Regions from separate parts of the Mus musculus genome. Here region 2 is linked to region 1. A link is a loop called in an ENCODE intact Hi-C map of the cell type or tissue named here. Cell type or tissue: heart. All regions are shown on one strand. Links, peaks and the distances in the headings refer to the core of each region. The heading gives the core; the rest is flanking DNA. Region 1 holds the start of Rcc1l (reculator of chromosome condensation 1 like). Region 2 holds the start of Castor2 (cytosolic arginine sensor for mTORC1 subunit 2).

Region 1 (8,120 bases), core at 1,174-6,173:
TGATCTAAGGGCAGAATCCTTGGTGCGATTGTCAAGCTACGCCAATGGGCAAGAAAGTAAGGGAAGACACCAAACTCTCTCGAGCCACAAGCAAACTGCTAAAAATGCTGAACGAGACCCCAAGATCCACAGACGTGATAAACAGGCTCAGCAGTGAAGGACGGAGCACTGGGAGAAACAGACTTCTCGGCAGCCACCCCTCATGCCTCCCTCTGCAGATCCCGGGATCTCGGAGGTCATTGCTCCCGGAAATCCGGCCACGCGGGGAAGAAAGTTCCCTAAGAGATGCCAGCGAGGATGCCACTGCCCCCACCTTATGATCCAGCTCCAGGCGGTAGGGGACCGGCTGGATCCTGCGTCGGGGCCGCAGGCCGGCGCGCGGTCCAGGCCCCGAGGACGGCACCACGAAGCTGGGCACCCCGAGCGCCCCGGAGAAGCTGAAGCCCCAGACGAAGACGCGATCGGCGCGAGCCGCGCGCTCGCCCACGTACTGAAACACCGGAACGTCCGCCTCGGCCTCGGCCGCTTCTCGCCGGCTCCGCGAACGGCCGGCCGGTGTCCAGTGCTCGCGAGCCGGTGTCGGCCACCTCGGCCGCGGCCCCCGCAGAGCCCGGGCCGCCGCCAACATCCTCCGCGTCACGCCTCAACCGCTTATGGGCGCCGCCATCTTGTGTCACCCTTGACCTCTAGCCTGGCGGAAGTAGATACGGCCATGCTTACTACTGGCTGAAGGCGACGCGCTAAGGGAAAGACAACCATGTTTACTATTGGCAGATGATTACTACTCCAGGAAAGCAAAGACTTGAGAAGGCTATGGCTTCACCGTCTATCCATGAGTAGGGGACTTAAATGAGTGTCAAGCTATTATTTGAAGATGTCTGTGAAGTGTTCTATGATTCTTACTGCCCCTTTTTAAATTCTGTGTGTGTGTGTGTGTGTGTGTGTGTGTGTGTGTGTGTGTTAGTTTTGGTGTGGAGTTACTTAGGTGGAGCTGGGAATTGAACCCAGGTCCTCACACATCCTTAGGGTATAGGTTAACACAGACTACTCTCCCAATTCCAAGAAGTGTTTTGTATAAATACTGAAAGGAGACAGAGGGAACATCCTAGATGCTTATCTCATGGAAGCAAAACTGGGGAAGGTAGCTGGGCACAGTGGTTCACACCTGTAACCCCAACTTTAGGCTGAGGCAGGAATATTGCTGCAAATTGCAAACCACCCTAGAAGAAAGAAAACCTATTAATATATATGGTTTGTTTGTTTGTTTGTTTGTGACAGAATCTCATTATTTAGCCCTAACTGGCCTGGAACTTGCTTTGTTCCTGTAGACCAGGATAACTCAAACCTGCCCCTGCCTCCTGAATGGTGTGTGCCACCATACCCAGCACTGATTGGTTGATTTAGTTTATTTTAGGCGGTTTTATTTCATGCATATGGGTACTTTACCTGCATGTATATCTGTGTACCCTGCGTGTATAGTGTCTGTGGAGGCCTCAGAAGAGGGTGTTAGATTCTCTAGAACTGCAGTTACAGTTGATACCCCACTCCCACACACCCCCATGTGAATGCTAGAATTAGAACTCTGGTCCTCTGGAAGAGTAAACAGTATTTTGTTTTGTTTGTCATTGTTGTTGCACAGTGTTCTTAACTCTTGAGCCCTCTCTCCAGCCCTCTAATTGAATATTTTTCTAAGACAGGGTCTCACTCTGTAACCCAGGCTAGCCTCTACCTCACTACAGTTCTCCTACCCCAGCCTCCCAAGTGATGGGATTACAGACCCATGCCAGTGTGCCAGGTTCAACCCTGATTAAACTACACCTGGCTTCCAGGGGCCCTTCTTACTTCCTTTAGATCTCAATTCCAGCATGAAGGCTACACAGAGAAATTCAGTCCCTGAAATAAAGACTACAGTCCATGGCAGGGCTTCCTAAAAGTTATCCCCTAATACAGAGTGGATCCTTCCCCCCGAACTCCCTTTGCTCATCCTTAGTGTGTATTTCTTGATAAACAGGAACGTACTAATTAGTTTTCCTTCAGATGGGTCTCATGTAGCCCAGGCTGAGCTTGAATTCATTATGTACCCAAGGATGGCCTTGAACTCTTGACCTTTTTGCCTATCTCCAGTGTTCACCACTATGCCAAGTTTACACAGTCCTGGGATGGAACCCAGAGCATCCTGCATGCTAGAAACACACTGTCAACTGAGGTCCATCTGAAGCCCCATACTTCATCCAATGTGTACTTAATCCCAAGACAAGCTCAAGGATATGTTACACACCTAGTCTGTGAAGTGTGGCATCGCTGCGTTCTTACCGCTTTGCCAGGATGTAGCACTGTTTCATAAAGCAAAATCCTCCAATGAGATAAGGGGATACATGGGGGACAAACAGGATGGCTTTAGGGCATAGGTGTGTGCCGCCAAGCCCAAATCCCAGGCAGGACCACCACGTGGGGGCCGAAGGAGAGAACAGACACCTGCAAGTTGTCCTCTGACCTCCGGGCCGATTCAGCATCATGGGCATCTCCCCACACATTCACACAAAATAAATGCAAAGTAAACTAAAAGGTGGGGCACCCAGAAAAGAGCTTTACAGAGCTCTCCGCTACAGTGGGGATGTAAATCACCAAGAAGGCCGGCAGTCAGCTGGCCTATTGCTTTCATGTGATAAGGGACACACCTCCTGTTGTTTAGAATCCAGGCGAAGTCCTTCCCCAAAGGGGATGCTTCACCACAGGATGCGGCTGCAAGATTCATAAGCTTCAGCTTACAGTATCCAGATCAGTCTCAGGTCAGGTCTCAGGAGAGCAGAGCATGGACCAAGAAAGACACTTGATACTCACAAGGAGGGACCTGACTTCCCAGTATAAACTGAAAGCAAAGTCAATCCAACCCCGGAAAGCCAAGGCAAGAAGTGAGGACGTGTGTGTGTCTTACGATATGGACCAAAGCCGGACAGTGGTGGCACAGGTCTTTAATCCCAGCACCGAGGAGGCAGAGGCAGGTGGATCTCTGTAAGTTTGAGGCCAGCCTGGTCTACAGAGTGAGTTCCAGGACTGTGTGCAGCCAGGGCTACACAGAGAAACCCTATCCCATCCCCACTCCCCAAAAAAGATCTGGACTATGGAGGGCAAAATGAAAGAGGATGAAGACGGTTTACGGATGCCAAAGTATCTTTCCTGACTAAACAGTCTGGCAAGGAGCTGGTGTGTGAGTGGAACGATGTCATTAGGTGTTGTCTTAGGGTTTTACTGCTGTGAACAGACACCATGACCAAGGCAAGTCTTATAAAAACAACATTTAATTGGGGCTGGCTTACAGGTTCAGAGGTTCAGTCCATTATCATCAAGGTGGGAGCATGGCAGTATCCAGGCAGGCATGGTGAAGGAGGAACTGTACACCATGCCCGGTGTGTACACCTTTACTCTCACCACTCCAAAGCCAGAGAAAGGCAGATCTCTGAGTTTGAAGCCAGTCTGGTCTACATACCTAGTTCCAGGCCAGTCTGGCTGACATAGTGAAACCCTAGTTCGAAAGATAAAAGTAGCCAAAAAGCTGGGTGTGGTGGCTCACGCCTTTAATCCCAGCACTTGGGAGGCAGAGGCAGGCGGATTTCTGAGTTCTAGGCCAGCCTCGTCTACAAATGACAGCCAGAGCTATACAGAGAAACCCTGTCTCGAAAAACCAAAAAAAAAAAAAGAGTGCTTGCTGCACTTGCATAGGACTCAAATTTGGATCCCAGGTCCCATATCAGGTGACTCACAACCACCTAACAACTCCAGCTTCAGGGATTCTGACATAGACGTCTTGTCTCCAGGGTCCCTTGAACACATGTGGCATTCACTCATACAGATATGCACACATGCATATAAATAAAAGTTTTAAAAAAAAAAAAAACCTTCGAAAATTGCAACCAAGAGGACATCTACAGTGTGAATCATGGCCACTAGGTGGCGATGCTTGCCCATCAATTTGGTTCTTGTTTTGTGACAAGGGACACAACAGTCGAATTCTCCGAATGAGATTTACAATTGTAGTCAGAAGCAGGGAGTGTGGCCCAGTGATAACATGATCACCTAGTATGTGCAAGTTCTTGAGTTCTAGCCAGAGCCCAACAGAAGTAAATGTTTGTGGTTTTTGAAACAGGGTCTAACGTAGCCCGGGCTAGTATTTAATTTGCTGTGTTGTTTGAACTCCTGAATCTCCTGCCTCTGCCTCCTGGGTGCCAGGATTACAGGCAAGCACTACCAAGTCCAGTCTCAATCTTAAAACATAATAAAATATGTTCCATTTATGTATTTGGGGGTGAATGCACATCACAGCGTTACGTGCAGAAGTTAGAAAGCATCTTTAGGGAGTCACTTCTCGCCCTCCACCATGGAGCTTCCAAGGATGGGCTCAAGAATTTCAGACTCAAAAGGCAAGTGCCTTCATCCTCTGGGCCATCTCACCACCCCACAGTTAAAAACTGTTAATAGACTTTTTTTTTCTTTTCTTTTTGAAACAAGACCTGACTGAATGGCCCTGGCTCACCTAGAACTCACTATGTAAAGCAGGCTGGTGTGGAACTCAGAGTTCACCTGTCTTTGCCTCTGAGGTGCTGGGATTGAGGGTGTGTGCCACCCCATGAGGCCAAGCGGATATCTCGTTACCCCAAAATAATTTATTGTCTACCACAAACATAATCTCAGTGTTTGAAATACTATTTAGAATCTATGAGGAAGATGAACATGAACTGAGCAAAAGCCTCTCTTCTCAGCACTTGGAAGGCAGAGGCAGGAGGATCCGTTCATGGTCATCCTTGGCTACATAGTGAGCTTGAGGCCAGCCTGGGCTACAATGAGACCTTGTCTGGAAATAAAACAGGGGAAGGAAAAAAATGAATTCATCCTACAACAAGGCTCCGGAAGCTGTGCCGTATGTTCTCATTTTTATTCAAGGGTGCCTGTTTTGTTCTCTTTTCTTTTCTCACCAAATTGACTTTGCTATGCGTAACATTTACTTCCATGAAAATTTAAAAGTCATCTTGTCAAGTAGCAGTAATAAAATTCCACTGGGTTTTACTATTGAGATTGCATTAAATTCCTGAGTTAATTGAGAGACGCTAACTACTATAGTAGTAGCACTTACAGTCGTAATGGCACTTCACCCTTGAGTTCTCCTGCTCATGAAGGCAGCATTCACCAGTGTCACCACGGGTGCGGGCCACCAGCCTGAGCGGATCCTGCACTCTGCTGGTTGCTAAACACGACCCACTTTTCTTAATTAGCCTCTCTTGCTGATGCTTATGTTTTATGATTGCAATGTGTAGCTTATTTATAACTTTTGAGACAGGGTCTCATTATGCAGCTCTGGCTGACGTGAAGATTGCTGTGTAAATCAGGCTGGCCTTGAACTCACAGAGATCTCCTGCCCCTGCCTCCCGAGTAGTGCTTTTTATTTTATTTTAGGACCTGTGTGCTTGTGTGTGCACATGTCCACATGGAGTCCAGATGGTACCACACACTTGTGTGTGTCCGTTTCCTTCCTCTCTCCCTCCCCTCTTTTCTTTTCCTGTTTGTTTTCAAGGTGGGAGTTTCTCAGTATAGCCCTGGCTATATCTTGGAACTTGCTGTGTAGACCAGGCTGGCTCCAACTCAAGAGATCCACCTGCCTCTGTCTCTCCAGTGCTGAGATTAAAGATGTGTGCCACCACTGCCTGGCTATTTCTTTTTAATAAGTTAGGATATATTTACTCAGATGTGGTAGCTTAAGTCTTTAACCCCAGCACTCAGGAGGCAGTTGGAGGCCAGCCTGGTAAGAAAGAAAGAAAGAAAGAAAGAGAGAGAGAGAGAGAGAGAGAGAGAGAGAGAGAGAGAAGAAAATAAGGAAGGAAGGAAAGGGAGAAAGAGAAAGAAAGAAAGAAAGAAAGAAAGGAAGGAAGGAAGGAAGGAAGGAAGGAAGGAAGGAAGGAAGAGGGGGGAGGGGCAGGGGGTGGTGGAGGGAGGAAAATTCAACCAGCTATTATGGTCGGGGTAGTGTCCTCCCCAGTCCATATATTGAAAACGTGAACCCCAGCTGATTACCCTATTTGGGGTGCTCTGGAAATTTCAGGACCTAGCTGGAGGAAGTGGCTCACTGATGATGTAGCTCTAAGTCTCTTCTTTTTTCTTGCCTTGCCTTTCCTTTCCCTCCTTTCTCCTCCCCCTCTCCCTCCCTCTTCCTTCCTCTGCTTCCTGTCAGGAAATGAAGCAGGCCCTCCAGCACCTGCTCCCATCCCATGGGATCCGAGTATTGTAGGCTGAAACCTGTGACCTTGAGATAGGGAGGAGGAGAAGACTAGGGAGAGGGTGCGCCATGTTGTCCTCCTGAGGCTGGTCATCTCGAGAGTGGAGATTTCAAAACAGACTCTGGCTACACAGATCTCCAGTTCAGAGGACTGGTCTAGACTGAAGACCTGTAAATCCTGTAAATGTTTTGGGGGCCTTTTTTTTTTTGTTTTGTTGTTATTGTTATGCTTTTTGAGACAGGGTTTCTCTGCATATCTTTGGCTATCGAGGAACTTATTCTGTAGACCATGCTGGCCTTGAACTCTGAGATCCCCCTGCCTTTGCCTCCAGAGTGCTGGGATTAATGGCCTGTACTACCACCCAACACGGAAATGTTATTTAATAATCCTAAAACTAAGTAAGTCAAGGACTGAGGGCAGACAGCAGAGCTTGGAGACAGAAAGTAGGAAACGTCATGGCAATCTGAGAGTGGGAAGAAAGGAGATTGAGTGGGAGCCAGAACAGCCACCAAGCACTGTGCCCTAAAAGGCCACATTGCAAGGGTGAGTGACCTGATTTTGACAAGTAGCCAGAGCAAGAGATTTTCAGGCTGGACGAACACCATAGGATCTAGCAATCAGTGACCCACTTGTGACCTGGGAGGAAAGGATTTATTGGAGCCAGCTCAAGAACACGAGCAAATACAAACTATGTCGGAAGCTACACAGCCTTTCCTGATATGAACAAAGTGTTCTCATTTTATTTTGGGACAGGATCTTATATGTAGTCATGGCTGGCCTCAAACTCAGAGAGATTTGCCTATTTCTTCCTTGTGAATGCTAGTATTAATGGCATGTACACCAAGCAACAAATCTTTAAAAGTATTTTTTAAATATTTTATTTTTTTTAAGCGGGTGTGGGTGCATACAGAGGCCAAAGGATTCCAATCCTTTGGAAATGCGAGTTACAGGCACGTGTGCTGTGCTTGACACAGACACTGGTCTTCTGAAAGCACACTTATCAGCTCTTAACAGCTGAGCCACTGCTCCAACCCCCTTTCCAGTATATTTTAAAGCAAACAAACAAATAAAACTGGAACCCTTGTAAAGTGGGGCTGGAGGGATGGCTCCGTGGTTAAGAACACTTGATCAGTTCCCGCATCCATACCGTCTGAAACTCCTGGTCCAGGGGATACTGTGACCTCTTCTGGCCTCCCCGTGGTGCATATAAACAGGGTGGCAAAATACTTACAACAGATGGTGCTTTACGAATAGCTCCCGAGACATGCAGCCACGCAAACACAAGAACATAGAACTGACACAGGCACAAAAATTAGTTTTAAAGGAAATGCAATGTCCTAAAAGGTAGGTGGTGTGATGGCGCACGCCTTTAATCCCAGCACTCGGGAAGCAGAGGCAGTGGACTCTGAGTCCGAGGCCAGCCTGGTCTACAACGCAGGCTAGCCAGGGCTACAAGAAAAACTCTGTCGCGGGGGGTGGGGGGAGTGGGTGCCTGAGTAACACGTGGGGTGACCTCTCCGCTTCCACGTGCACGCACAACCACATTTTAAAATATCTCTATCTATCCAGAACGGCCATGCACATCCAGGGAAGGCGCGAAGCCACGTGCACGCCACGCAGCCCGGCCGGCGGCCTCGCGGAAGCCGTCCTGCAGCGCACCGGAAGTGGCCGTCCCCACCGGGGGTGCTTCGGCCACGCGCGGGAAGCCGACCTTCCTTCCAGGAAGCAAACAAAGACAAAAAATAAAATAAAAAAGAGGGAGAAAAAATAATAAAAACGAAAAACAGGAAGGGAGCGGAGAGGAGGCGCCCGCGGCCCCCGAGCTGCGGTCGCCGGCGCAGAGCCGCTGCGCAC
Region 2 (8,120 bases), core at 1,501-6,500, 80 kb before region 1:
CCCTCAGTCTAACCACAGCCTTTCAGGGCCCTGAATGCATTTCAGGGGAGAGAAGAAAGTGGTTTACAATGTAGCCCAGGCTAGCCCAGGCTGGCCTTGCATTCTTTTTATTTTTAATTATTTTTAATGATCTATTTTTATGTGCATTGGTGTTTTGCCTGCATGTATATTATGTGTGACGACGCCAGATCCCCTGAAGCTGGAGCTACATATAGTTGTAAGCTGCCATATAGGTGTAAGGAATTGAACTCAGTTCCTCTGAAAGAGCAGCCAGTGCTCTTAACCACTGAGACATCTCACCAACCCTTGAACTCTTTATGTAGCTGAGGATGGATGACCTTGAACTCCTGACTTGACTCTTGAACTCTTGACTCTCTGCCTTCCAAATACTGGGATTATAAATACGTGCCACCAAGCTGGCCTCCTGGACACATTCCTATCTGAGCCTTCTGGACCTTAGAGTTCATTGCAAAGGCATGTGAATGTATGTTTCTTAGATATTGAACAAATGACCTTCCCTGATGCTGTTGCTAACAGAGAGAATACAGCAGAGAACACCAAAAGTACTGTCTTTTAGATCTTTATTATGTTTACTTAAAAAGAGCAAGTGTGTGAGTGTGTGTGTGTGTGTGTGTGTGTGTGTGTGTGTACATATGGAAGTTGTGGTGCTTTGAATATGCTTGGTCCAGGGAGTGACACTATTAGGAGAGGAGGCCTTGTTGGAGTAGGTGTGTTACTGTGGGTGTGGGCTTTAAGATCCTCATCCTAGCTCCGTGGAAGGCAGTCTTCTCCTAGCAGACTTCAGATGAAGATGTAGAACTTTCAGCTCCTCCTGCACCATGCCTGCCTGGATGCTGCCATAACACTGCCTTGATGATACTGGACTGAACCTCTGAACCTGTAGGCAGCCCCAATTAAATGTTGTCCTTTATAAGAGTTGCCTTGGTCACGGTGTCTCTCCACGGCAATGGAAACCCTGACCAAGGCAGAAACAATCAGACAACTTTAGGGAGTTGGTTATCGCTTTACACCAAGTGGGTCACGGAGCTTGAACTCAGAGCATCCAGCTTGACAGCAAGCACCTTTACCTGCTGAGCCAGCTCACCAGCCCCCAAAATAATTGCTGTATGGAACAGAGATTTTTTTTGAGGAAGGGGAAACAGACAAGCCTTCTATTTTATTCATTTGATTAAGTTAGTAGTGGATGTTTTGAGACAAATCCTCACTCTGTAGCTAAAGTTTGCCTTGAATTCACTACATAGCCCAAGCTAGTCTCCAACTGACAATAATCCTCCTGCATCAACCTCCCAGCAGTGAATTTAAATGTATGCCATCATGCCCAATATTTTATTGTATTTATTTACAGTGCTGAGCAAGCACTCTACCACTGGCTAAATTCCCAGCTTGAAACAGTTTCTGCATGGTCTGTCAGGTGTGGTAGAGGCACACCCTCAATCCAAGAACTTGGGAGGTAGGAGCAGGAAAATCAAGAGTTCGGGTCTAACTTGGGCTACAGGAAAACCAGTATCCAAATTTTCAGAAAACAAAAAATAAGGACTGGATGGATGCCTTGGTGGCTAAGAGAGGACCTGAGTTCAGTTCTCAGCAGCCATGACAAGGAACTCATGACCATCTGTCATTCCAGATCCCTGGGATCTAATACCTTCTTCTGGCCTTCTAGGGCACACATATTCCCAACACAGACACAACATATACACACAGAGACACAGAAACACAAATAAAAATAAAAACAAATTTTTAGAGTAAATAAAAGTTAGTGTAGCTCAATGGTTAAGAGCATTGGCTGCTCTTCCAGAGGATCTGGGGTAAAATTCCCAGCACTCACAGAGTAGCTCATAATCACCTGTAACTAACTCCAGTTCAAGAGGGTCTGACACTGTCTTCTGAGTGCCCTGGGCACCAAGCATGCTTGTGACACACACATTCATACATACATACATACATGCATACATACATACAGGGAAAACACCTATATACACAAAATTATGGGGTTTTTTTCTATTAAGTTTTTAGTTAAAAGTAAAGAAAAAGAAGGCTGGGAGTACTTGAGTGTTAAGACTGTCTGCCTACTATGTACAAAGCTCTGGGTTCCATCCCCACCACAGCATAAACCAGATGTGGCTCTGTACAGGCAACCGAAATGGAGGCGAAAAGATCAGAAGTTCAAGGTTATCTTCAACTATAGATAGACTTGATGAAGGATAACATGAGATAAACGAGACTCTGTCTCAAAACAAAAGAAAAATAGAGCTATCAGTTATTTATTGAAATTACGTGTGTGCACGCATGTACAAATCAGAGGAACAACCTGCAGGGTTCCATTCTCTCCTTCCAAGGTCCAGAAGATCGAACTCAGGTCAGCAAACTTGGCAGCGTCTTTACCCACTGAGCCATCTCGAAGGCCCAATCTTTAACTACATTAAAAGACATAGTGAGAATTCTGGGTTTCACGCCCTTTAGTGGGTATGAGGCAGCACAATAAGCCCCCATCTGATAGAAGGGAACTGAGAATATGAGATTGACAGGCAGGATTTTCTCCCCGAAGAGTTCCCTGTTCGCCTCGTCAGGTAGACTTGACCCACCACAACGTCAAAGCACTCTGCCAAAGGGCAAAAGCACTAGTCAGTAACTTTAACCTAGAGGATTTCAAAACCTAGTCAGCCATGAAAGGGAGAGGGGCGGGAGGGGCGGGCAGAATATTTGCTAAACAGGTCCCCCATACAGCACTCAAGCCTGGGGTTAGAAACACTAAGGATAACTCTCATTCAGATTCAGTTCCGCTCTCCACCTCACCCCGGTAACCCCCTCCCGCTCCCCCTTACCCCTCCACCCTCCCAGATCCACAGTTACTTCAGCAGCTTTGCACCCATGATCCCGGAGACCCGGGTCCTGGTTCCCGTGCCTGCCTTATCTCTATCCTCCCTCACATTTTCCGCAGCAACAAAGCCAAACACAGTACCGTGGGGGCTTTCACGCTTCTGTGCGTTTGGACACGGTGTTCCTTCTGCCTGGAAGGCCGCGCAGCTCTCCCTCTGAGCGCCCCCCTCCCCCTGCCTGCGTGCTCTCATTCAGCCCCCAGCACCCTTTTCCAAGGAAGCCGGCACCCTTCTCTATCTAACCCAACTCTTCTTTTGCTTTCCTTCCCTGAACGACAATCACCGATTCCTCTAAATCTCTCCTCTGGCAGGATCAGGCCTTTTCCAACGCTGGAGTTGCTTGTTGAGGAAAGGGGTTCTCGATTGACACCCCAAAGAAAGTACCTAATCCTGAGTTTGAGCGATTAAAGAGCATGCATCTAAGCTTAAATCCGCTCCAAATTCCCTATATGTCCCATCGGGTTCCTCTGTGTCCCTGGGGAACCCCGAAATCTTGCATTCCCAGGGCACCGTGGCGCAGCAGCCCAGCCCCCCTGGCTTGACATCAGCAAGCTGGAGTAGTCCGGGGGGTTGGGGGGAGGGCCGCGTAAAAGCGCGCGCGCGGACTACAAATCCCGATTGGCATTGCGTGGCCTCCCGGCTGGCGCCTGCGCATCACGGGCCCGGCGTTTGAGTGGCAAGTTGTTTGTTACAGCGAACACCAGCTGCTGCTGCGCCGGGCGCCGCGCTCAGCCGGGCGCTGTTTGCTTGTCCACCCCGTAGCTTGCTGCACCCCGCAGGTCCTCCCCAGGCCTCCTTTTTTTGCAACTTGCCAAGCTTCCTTTTTCTGGCTCGAGTACGAATCAACCCGGCATCGAGCTCCGGGCCCCCTTCCCTGGGCCGGTTGCCCCACGGCTTGGGGCGCACAGGGGGCGGGGGCCGCGGCTCGTCCCCGTCCCCCCCCCCCCAACTCGGGCCACCGCGGATGATCCGCCGTGGAGGAGCCCTGGGCGGACGATGGAACTGCACATTCTGGAACACCGGCTGCAAGTTGCCAGCGTCGCCAAGGAGAGTATCCCGCTCTTCACCTACGGCCTCATCAAACTTGCCTTCCTGTCTTCCAAGACCAGGTGAGAGAAAGAGAGTAAGGGGCGAGGGGATGGCTGACGGGGGGGGGGGGTGTCGGGGGGGGCTCATGGTACCAGCCCCGGGACAGACAAAGAGGCGCACCCCGGGGGGACGCAGTGCAAAACAACTTCATCCCCCCCTAATCTCTGCCATTCTCCTGCATCGGACAAAGCCACCCCTGTGCTCTCTAGTGGGGGTCCCCTCCACCCAGAAGCCCCCACCCCACTGCGCCTCCAACTGCTGCCACCAACACCCAACACCCCCCCCTCCCGTCTCAGTCCCTTCCCCGAGATCCCGAGTAACCTCCCTAAATGGCCTCTATGATGCATCCGTGAATGAATGAATGAACGAATGAATGAATGAAAAACAGGTGTGGGGATCTGGAGGAGGAAATTTACAAACTAAACACGCCCCATCCCCCCATCCATCCACCACCACCACCACCACCACTACCCTCCTCCCAGTTGGGCCGGCCCCCCTGTAGCCATTGGCAAGCGGGGAGGGATGGCGCTGAGGTCGGTCTACCCCAGAACAGAAATATCATAAAATCATTAGTAGATGTTTATCTCCAGGTGCCTGCGAGGGGAGAAGAGGTGCAGGCAGCGGGGGAGGGGCAGCAGGGCCAGGGTCGCTGATTTCTTTTCTCTTTGGGGGTCCAGCGAAGTGGGGGGGGGGGGGGATTTTGAACCATGGAAGGGGAGGAGCAGACGTGTTGATGGATCTGCCTGGAACCTGGGCTTGGATGTTCCAGGGGGAGAAAAATAGTGGAAGGCCTTGGGAGGTAAGAAGAAAAAGAAGAAAAAAAATATTTTTTTTTAATCTTAGATTTTTTTTTTTTCCCGTTGCTGGATGTGTTTGACTTCATAAACTCCTGTTAGATTAGTCAGACTACCTTTTCTTTTCATTGCCCATTTCCCCTTATGCAGTGGGAATTGGAGCAAGCTACCATTGACTCAAACCCCTTACCATTCACTTACCATTATGATGGGTCTGGTTTGGGGGGAGGGGGGGAGGGGGATTTAAAGCGAGGATGCTCTTACCTCCTTGCCAAAGGAATGGATACGTTATGGGTCAAGATTAAGTTAAATGAACAGCAAACACAGACCCCTCCCTCCTTCCCCTGCCTTGCTGTCTTGTCTCCTACCAGTTGGGCTCAGGGGGAAGGGCCTGTTAAAAGTTCTTGCCTTAGGGATCTGACTTGGACAGGGCTATTTCTGAGCTTGGTCAGGGCTATTGTTTAGCAGATGAAGCCAGCTAGGTAGCTTTGCCAGTGTTTACTTTCTTCTCTGAGAGCTGTCATATCTGCGGGGACCAGAGGTTTGGAGTCCTTACCTCCCTTGTCCGAGGAGCCCCTTGCTCCTTGGATGGCCCCAGGTAAATCATTAAACAGGTCATTTGAAAACAAAGCTAACAGCTCAGGTTCTGAGCACGCTTCCCTCCCCACCCCCCAAGTGCAAGAAGCCCCTCTGTCACCACCTTCTAATCCTGTATCCACTCGCTCGCTCTCTGCCCACTCTCCAGGCAATCCCCAGGACTCAGAAGCTGGAGGTACCAGATTGCCAACCTCTGGCCTCAACAGCCCCTGACAACCTCCTGGTTCCTCCTTTCTTTCTCAGGCTGGAGAAAAGAGGGCTTTTAGGGGAACTTTTCATTTTTTTTCTTTCTCTTTTTAGAAAGACAAGAGAAAGGCTGGCTCTGTCTGTTCCCTGTGCCTTGGTGAAGGGTCTGGCCTTTTTGTGTGTGTATGAGCATCCCTCATATGTCACTCCCAGGGTCCAAGTTGAAGGTCTCAAATTGAGGCCCAGAGACAAGCTCATACTGGCCTACCTGACCACAGAAACACCTTGTGCCCTTGTAGGGTTGGTACCCCTCCTCCCTTCCAAGATAGGCCCAAGTGACCGGTCCAGTTGCAAGATGACTCAGAGGTCAAAGGTCACCTCCTTGTCTTCAGACGCTAACTCTAGAAACTGCTGAGTATAGTTGCTCTGAGAACTGACAAGCTGCTGCACTTATGCACTCTGAGCCCAGGCGTGGCTTCGTGCTGGAATCAGCCCCAGTGGCCCAAGCCAGCTCACTGTCCGTGTGTGTGTGTGTGTGTGTGTGTGTGTGTGTGTGTGTGTGTGTGTCTGTGTGTGTGTGTGTGTGTGTGTCTGTGTGTGTCTGTGCCCCAGTGGCCCAAGCCAGCTCACTGTCCGTGTGTGTGTGTGTGTGTGTGTGTGTGTGTGTGTGTGTCTGTGTGTGTGTGTGTGTCTGTGTGTGTCTGTGTGTGTGTGTCTGTGTGTGTCTGTGTGTCTGTGAAATGGACATAGCACAGCCAGGACCCACTGAATGAGTGGGTCATTCAAAGCATATTTAAAGCCAGCTATGTCTCTAAAGGAGTGTTGGTGTGCGGCTATTAAGTTATTTACAGCAGCAAGCCCTGCACAGAGTAATTCTTGACTCTCTCCCCTCCACTGTGGTCCAGGTTCTTATTAGCACTGACCTTCCCCCCAATGGTGACTCCCTGGAACATCCACTGCCTGTTGAAACTGTTTCTACAGGGCCAGGCCCCTGCTGTGGCGTTGCGGGGGGGGGGGGGGGGGGCTTTTGGGGAACCTGGATCCAGAATCTTTGTCTTGAGCCATCTCCCTAAGTAGAGACACTAGTAACAGCCCTTCGCCTGCTTTCTCTTCCCTCTTCACATCTGTACGTTCATCTCTTCCTGGAATGTCCCCTACACCCCTGTCAGTTCCACTTCAGCCCTCAAGATTAGTGACGTCACCCCGAAGCCTCCCCAAGCACTCCCCTGCCTCCACCCTCCTCACAGACTTAGTCACTTCCTCTCTCTCTCTCAATCTCTCTCTCTCTCTCTCCCAGGTGTCTCCTTGGGGTGAAGCAGGTAGATCATGGGGCAGAGAATGGTGCTAGAAGACACTCGGTCGCTACCTGGATGCTGCTGACCCCAGTGTAGACACAGGCTACCCTATGTAGAGAGAGATATACCCCTCCCTGTGCAGAGCTAGGCACCCAGTCCCGGGAAGGAAAGACACAATCATAGTTTAAAAAGCTGAAGTCAAGAAACATGGTCCAGCAGGATAGAAAAAAGGAAGGCCAAGCCTGGAGAGGTGGCTCAGCAGTTAAGGCTGCTTGCTGCCCTTGCGGGGGAGGACCTAGTTTGTCTCCCCGCACGCAGGCCAGGTGGCTCACAACCTCCAGTACCTCCAGCTTCAAGAGACCTAGTGACCTCTTCTGACCTCTGCAAGTATCGGCACTAATGTGCATACACGTATCTAAACATATATGCATAATTTTTAATAAAGAAAGCAAACAAAAGAGCGGTTAGGGCAGCCTGGCAGCCCACCTGGAGGAGGAGGCTTTATATTATATGCAGTATCTTAGTAGGAATTAGGCAGGAAGGGGGATCAAGTCTACAAGTACAGGCCTATATCCTAGTGTATTAAGGGAATGACAACTCAGTGACATAGCTTTTACAGAGAAGGCACTTGGGGCTCAGGGATTAATTTGCTCAAGGTCATGAGATCAGGGACCGAGCCCAAGATGTGAGTTTACATCTCTGTGGATTAAGCTCTGTTTTTGCCAGCACAGGTTGCAAAGGAGGCCCATAGTCAGGAGTGCCAGCAGCCTTTCTGCTTGCAGTGTGCTGTTCAGAAAGAGTCAAGAGCACAAGATCAAACCACTGACCTTCATGCGTTCTCTTGCACCCTCTTTCTTTTTTGCAGCACTGAGGATTGGTCTCAGGCCTCCTGCATACACAGCAAGTGCATTCTACCACTGAGTGCCCCCAGCCCCCCACTGGGGGATTCTAGGCAGGGGCTCTACCACTGAGCCACGCCCCCAGCCCCTTACTGGGGGATTCTAGGCAGGTGTTCTACCACTGAGCCACACCCCCAGCCCCTCACTGGGGGATTCTAGGCAGGTGCTATACCACTGAGCCACGCCCCCCGCCCCTCACTAGAGGATTCTAGGCAGGGGCTCTACCACTGAGCCACGCCCCCAGCCCCTCACTGGGAGATTCTAGGCAGGTGCTCTACCACTGAGCCACGCCCCCAGCCCCTCACTGGGGGATTCTAGGCAGGGGTTCTACCACTGAGCCACGCCCCCCGCCCCTCACTAGAG

Evidence for each region. A loop is a pair of places that touch in the nucleus more often than their neighbours do. Peaks named below come from ENCODE experiments on the same cell type or tissue, not always from the same donor. Only the 100,000 strongest peaks of a DNase experiment are listed, where the experiment ranks them.
Region 2: it touches region 1 in a loop (2.5-fold over the local background); 1 of 42 quality-filtered maps calls a loop at or near these places.

The regions. Positions count from the first base shown.
Region 1 is chr5:134,176,087-134,184,206 of GRCm38, forward strand. Rcc1l (reculator of chromosome condensation 1 like) reads right to left here and starts at 681. Exons shown (of 11, transcript NM_033572.2): 1 at 314-681. The coding sequence starts at 628. Gtf2ird2 (GTF2I repeat domain containing 2) reads left to right here and starts at 7,952. Exons shown (of 16, transcript NM_053266.1): 1 at 7,952-8,120. In heart, for the core only: a CTCF peak has its summit at 3,947 (motif pointing right); no DNase peak of the experiment used is centred there; H3K4me3 peaks cover 140 bases.
Region 2 is chr5:134,096,146-134,104,265 of GRCm38, forward strand. It overlaps Castor2 (cytosolic arginine sensor for mTORC1 subunit 2), which reads left to right and starts at 3,603. Exons shown (of 9, transcript NM_030719.3): 1 at 3,603-4,006. The coding sequence starts at 3,894. It overlaps Gm15627 (predicted gene 15627), which reads right to left and starts at 3,496. Exons shown (of 2, transcript NR_166664.1): 1 at 2,981-3,496; 2 at 2,267-2,620. In heart, for the core only: a CTCF peak has its summit at 3,642; DNase peaks (open chromatin) are centred at 3,006, 3,526, 4,336 and 5,865; H3K4me3 peaks cover 2,396 bases; H3K27ac peaks cover 3,113 bases.